Regions from separate parts of the Homo sapiens genome. Here region 2 is linked to region 1. The links are chromatin contacts, found by Hi-C or POLR2A ChIA-PET in ENCODE. All regions are on one chromosome and are shown on one strand. Each heading gives the region's core, a stretch centred on a gene start or an enhancer-like site at or near the end of the contact. The rest is flanking DNA. Distances are from core to core; before and after follow the strand shown.

The links. A loop is a pair of places that touch in the nucleus more often than their neighbours do. ChIA-PET counts read pairs that join two places held with the same protein, here RNA polymerase II (POLR2A). Pooled maps may share reads with other maps.
Region 2: a loop to region 1 is called in a pooled map, with 4 times the contacts of the local background. The contact joins the enhancer-like site here to the promoter of ELDR in region 1. A Hi-C loop is called at or near these places in 3 of 50 pooled maps. POLR2A ChIA-PET finds 5 or more read pairs at or near these places in 3 of 52 experiments (MCF 10A, T-cell and naive thymus-derived CD4-positive, alpha-beta T cell).

What each region holds. Positions count from the first base shown.
Region 1 is chr7:55,254,322-55,257,021 of GRCh38, reverse strand. ELDR (EGFR long non-coding downstream RNA) reads left to right here and starts at 1,387. Exons shown (of 4, transcript NR_110426.1): 1 at 1,387-1,491; 2 at 1,604-1,835. RefSeq lists silencers at 1,351-1,400, 1,711-2,270.
Region 2 is chr7:55,307,809-55,310,508 of GRCh38, reverse strand. No RefSeq gene overlaps it. Among named protein-coding and RNA genes, the nearest start is that of ELDR, 54 kb to the right of the region's middle. Within about 2 kb of position 1,393, at least 4 of the 41 ENCODE cell types and tissues checked have a DNase peak (open chromatin) inside an H3K27ac peak, as active enhancers do.

The DNA.
Region 1 (2,700 bases), core at 138-2,637:
TAAAAGGCAAGGTTATTTTTTCTACTAAATTTCCAACAACTAGGTGAACTAAAAGTAGGTTGAAAGACCAATTCTTATGAAAGAATGATTGTCAAAAAGAAAAAGATAAATTCTTCTGAAGAGACGAGAGACATAGGAGCAACTCAGACAGGAAACTTTTAATGGGTTTTAATCCAGGGTTTACAATGTTTTGAATCTGCAATTCTGAAATCCAAAGCAGATCTGGAAATTGAATGTTTTTGGCAACAAATTGGGTGGCAAAATCTGAACTATTTGTAGCTCTGTGTGCTGACGAGCATTGTGAGTGCCCTAGAGGGGCATCAAGCTTTTGCCCACAAAATCCTTTCTTTCCTTGGAGCATCTCAGTGGAGTTGTGTTTTGAGAAATAGTGCCTGACATAAGTTCGGTATTGCTACGTAAGACCTCTTTATTGTTTTTCTGCATAACTTTGGATTTTCCAATTCAGTTTACTTTGACCCACTCTTTACAGTTTAAGCATGCCAGGTGGTAACTCGATGGCTTCGCATCTTAATGATCGCATCTATGTGCATAATTCTTTGGGGTTCGTGGAGCAGTTTCACATTCATTATCTTGTTTGGTCCTTAGTAAAACTCCTTCTTTATTTTCAGCACTGAAGAAGTGGAGTCTCAGAGGTCACACAGCTGGCATGTGGCAGAACCAGCCACGCCATGCCGCCATGCCGCTTTGAGGACCAGTGACCCTCAGGGACTTAGCAAAATGCCATCTTCAAAACAACTTGTCAAGATCCTCACGGGCAGTCAGTGTCATGTTTTATATCGCGTACAACCTGCAGCACAGGGCGCAGCAGGCGTGAGTGCCACTGTCTAGGGACTCTCCATACCCTCCAGCCTTCAGACGCAGGAACGGGAATCTCAGCCAGCTGTCTCCTCTGTCCCAGGTTTCTCTCCAGTCTCACCTGAGGTCGAAAAGTCCGAATGAAGTAGGTGATAGTCCATTGATCTGAAGGGCATAGTGGCTCATGGGATTTTGCTGAGTCTACACCAGGTGTCAAAGAGTCTGGTGCCCAAACCTTGGCAAGTGCACGTGACTGATTACCTCATTGTCAGAAAATGTGGGAGCCCGGCAGCGCTTGGGACCACCTGGCTCAGACTCTTCATTCCAGACCAGACCACTGAGGCCCGGGAAGCGGGGTCCACTTACAGGACGTCGGAAGGCAGTGGGCAGGAACTGGGCTCCTTCCTGCCGGGCCAGCTTTTCGGAGGCTGGCACTGGGGCTTCGGGACTTGAGGACCTGATCGCTGCGCAGGCCACGCGCCACCCGCAGAGGGCACCCGCGGTCCGCCGCGTTCCAGGGCGCGGGCTCTGGGGCTGGCCTCTCTGGCGCGCGAGGGTTTGCTGAGATTTAACAGAGGGCCGTTACACTCACAGTGTAAGAACAGACTGACAATTCCAGGGCGCTGGCTTTTATGAAAATAGGAAACGCCACGATGCACTCTAACGTGGAGATGGGTTCGTCTGTGACAAGAGGAAGCCTGTTTGAAAGGCAGATTTCGGGAAAATGTAGGGAGGCAAGAGCGTTGGCCGAGCTCCTCAGAAGTCCCTGAACAGTTCTGTTTTCCAGGGCGCCGTTCACACTGAGATGAGACAGGTGGAAAAGAGAGCTCGCCCTTCTTGCATTGTCACACGGAGCGGCCCTCTCCCTGTGCAGCGTGGAGTCCCCTGGGCGCGGGCGAGGCTCAGGCGGGACGCGGCGGAGACCGAGCTTGTCCCTGTGTGGACCCGGGCAACTGCCGGTGGGCGAGGCCTGGATGGTGGCCAGGCCGCAGCCACCCGGACGTTTGCGAGCGCCGAAGGTGGGCCTGGAGGCGGGGACCTGGCCCTGCGGGGCCGGTGCGTGCGGGGCCCGGCTGAGCCGCCGGCTCCACCGGCAGGGAACCCGGCTCCCGCCTTCCCGGCAGGGAACCCGGCTCCCGCCTTCCCGGCCACACCGGGAGTGTGTGAGGGGGGACCCTTGGCCGGCAGGGGGCGCTCTCGGCCACTCCATCCGCCCGGTCACCGCGGGATCCCGCTGCTCCATCCCGCCGGTGCCGCCGTCGCGCCTCCTCCCGCAGCCCAGCTCTGCCTCCGCCTTCGCTCCCCGACTCCTCCCTTCTCCCTCTCAGTCCCGCAGGGAAGCTGGGCTGGGCGAGAGGGTGTCTCCTGGGTCCACCGTGGAAGCCCGAGGCGCGGGTGCGGAGCCAGCCCAGGGCTGCCGGCGTGAGCTGCAGGGCTGGCCTGGTGCTCATCCTCTGCCCGGGGCGCGGGAAAGGCGAGGGACGCTGTGCTGGATCTGTGTGCTCAGTGGCCATGCGTCGGCCTCAGGACTGGGAACGAGGCGAGAGACACAGATGTGGGTGATTTCCCTGTGGAAGCTGTACCCGAGGCCGTGGGAGTGGAGGGCACTGGGCTGCGAATGGAGACAGGATGCCCCGAGGGCCCGGGAGCGGGAGGTGGAGCGGGTCCCAGACGGCAGGGGCTCGGAGTGGGAGGCAGCGGGACTGGGAGAGCCGCGCTGGGGCCGCAGGGGTGCGCAGGGAGCTTCCTGCCCTTTGCACCTCAGGCTCCGGGAGCTGATTTGTTTCACCTTGGGCAGGTGCAGGATCTGCGCTTGCAGCCACCTTACTTCGTGGGCTGTACCTGAGGTGACAGGCAGGGTCTTCTCTGATGAAGTTACCCACA
Region 2 (2,700 bases), core at 144-2,643, 53 kb before region 1:
TGGCTCTCTTCTCTAGCTGCCTGTGCTTCAGGAGTGCTGGTAACTGCCTCCTTCGGTTCCCTGGCTCCCACCCTCCATAGGTCCTTGGCGCTTCCTCTTCCTTTTGCCTGGCAGGCTCTCACTTTCCCTTACCTCCCTTCACTCTGCTCCTGCAGCTCCTGCAGATTTTAGTGCAGAGACCTTCTCACCAGGGAGGCCTTTCTGCATTTCCCAGACTGACTGGGAACGCCTAGTTGCAGCACTATAATTGTGATTAACCAGTAGTGTAATTGGTTGTTGGAAGTCTGAATCTTATGTGAAAACATCAGCTCTGCAGTGGCAGGGGCTGTATCCCCAGAGCCTATTGTGGGGCTTCCACCTAGAAGGGCCTCAAAGGACTATGAGCAAATGAATGAAACATGTGGTACCTAACGAATACCACTTCTGGTACACAGTAGGCACTCAGTAAATCCTTGAGGAATGGCTGACTATGTAAATGTCCTTGCGTCTACATTTTATTCAGCTTGAATGAATGAGATTTTCAGAATCTGTGTCCAGTTCCTGTCCTAGCAAACCAGGTCGAAGGCATCATGCTCTTCTGAGAGGTGTTTCTTCACTTTCCTTCAGTTTCAAATTTATTTGTAATGACAAGTAAAGGTGCTAAAACCACTACTACCAGAGTGCAGCTGGGGATTTTCTATGGCTCTGACTTCAGACAGCAAATTTAGATACTCCCTGACTCCTGAGAAATAACGGTTCCCATCCACACTTCATTTTCCATTCCTTTGACACTGACTTTTATTGGACAATCTTAATTCTTCAGCATTCCTGATGGCGTGTTTAACAGGCTTCCTGGTTTCTTGAGCTCACAAAGCAGAGCAGCCAAGTCACAGATGGAGTGACTTCTGAGCCCCGACTTAGTGTGGGCACCAAAGGCATGGGAGGAGGAGCACGGGACTCTAACCGAGCTGGAGGAACCGTGTCTGGAAGGTTGAGGCCCAAATGTGCAGGGGCCAAAAATGTAGAGGTCAAGGCAGAAAACCAGAGTGAATATCATGTTCGTGGTAGGAAATGTCCAGTTGTGTCAGTGTGAATCACACAGAAGGTGTGGAGGCAGTCAGCTCCAGACAAGTGGGCTAAAGTCTCTGAGCATGTGTCCTCACCTGTAAAACGGGGCTAATGAGCGCCCACTGCATGTGCTTGTGAGGATGAAATGAGCTGGCGGCTCAGGCCTGGTGTGGTAATGAAATGAGCTGGTGGTTGAGGCCTAGTGTAGTAATGAAATGAGCTGGTTATTGAGGCCTAGTGTGGTAACGAGCGCCCACCGCATGGGCTTGTGAGGAGGAAATGAGCTGGTGGCTCAGGCCTGGTGTGGTAACGAAATGAGCTGGTTGTTGAGGCCTAGTGTGGTAACGAGTGCCCACCGCATGGGCTTGTGAGGAGGAAATGAGCTGGTGGTTCAGGCCTGTTGCAGTAACCAGCACCCACAGCATAGGCTTGTTGTGAAGATGAAATGAGTTAGTGTTTCAGGCCTGGTACACAGTAGGTGCTATTTAGGCATTAGCCATTACTGTCAACTCACGTTTAGCTTGCATTTGGGGGAGTTTCAGCTTCAGATTAGGAAGGTTATAACTCCCAGGAGGAAACAGCCCAGGATAAATGATGAAACCTACAATCAGGGATCACAAACTACATGCAAAAAGAGGCCAGGAAGCCAATATGACCAAGCCAGAGAGCCAGGTGGAAACTTACACAGGAGAGATGCATGCCTCCCTCAGGGGCAGCAGCTGCTGAGCCCAGGAGACCCAACACTCTAGGGAATGTGGGCCCAGCAGGGTCACAACTTCCAAATTTTCAAGAGCAGCTGGGAATCCTGATTTTATATGAGGTCCTCAATGTTCAATGTTGGCAATAAATTCAAAGTTGTCTTGTTACTTTGGAAAGATATAAAAGTAAAAGTTGCTTTGTTACTTTGGCAGGGTTGCCAGACCATGATAGGCATGGTCTGGATACGGCCAAGGCTTGCTAGCCTGTGACCGCCACTGAGAGATTATCTGGTTGCTCTAGAGGTCTGACCCAAAGGAATTTCAGACACTGAGCAGCTGAACATACTAATGACCAGACGGCTTTCAACACCAGAGGTATTTGGAGTATGTGAGTTGCTCAAAGATGAGCAAGTGTTTCCCTTGATAAGAGAGGAGATAGATTTTATATAATATAGTTGGGAGATTTGTAAAATAGTTTAGCAATGAATTGCCTGTCTGTGCTTAGAAAAGCAAGAAGTGGCTAGAATTTGGCATTGGATTTGATGAAAAACTATGCAAACCAGCTTTTTGTTTCTTTCTTTGTTTTTTTGTTTTCGGACACAGGGTCTTGCTCTGTCACCCAGGCTGGAGTGCAGTGGTGCAATCATGAATCACTGAAGCCTCAGTCTCCCATGCTCAAGTGATTCTCCTGCCTCAGCCTCCCAACTACCTGGGACTGCCTGTATGCACCTCCACAGTCAGCTAATTTTTGTATTTTTTATAGAGACGGGGTTTTGCCATGTTGCCCACACTGGTCTCGAACTCCTGGGCTCAAGTCTCTGCCTGCCTCAATCTTCCACAGTGCTGGAATTACAGGAGTGAGCCACTGTACCTGGCTCCAAAGTAGCTTATTTCCTTTTGAACCCAGTTTTAAGATCAAAAGATTGGTAGAATGAGCAACACTGACACTGAAATT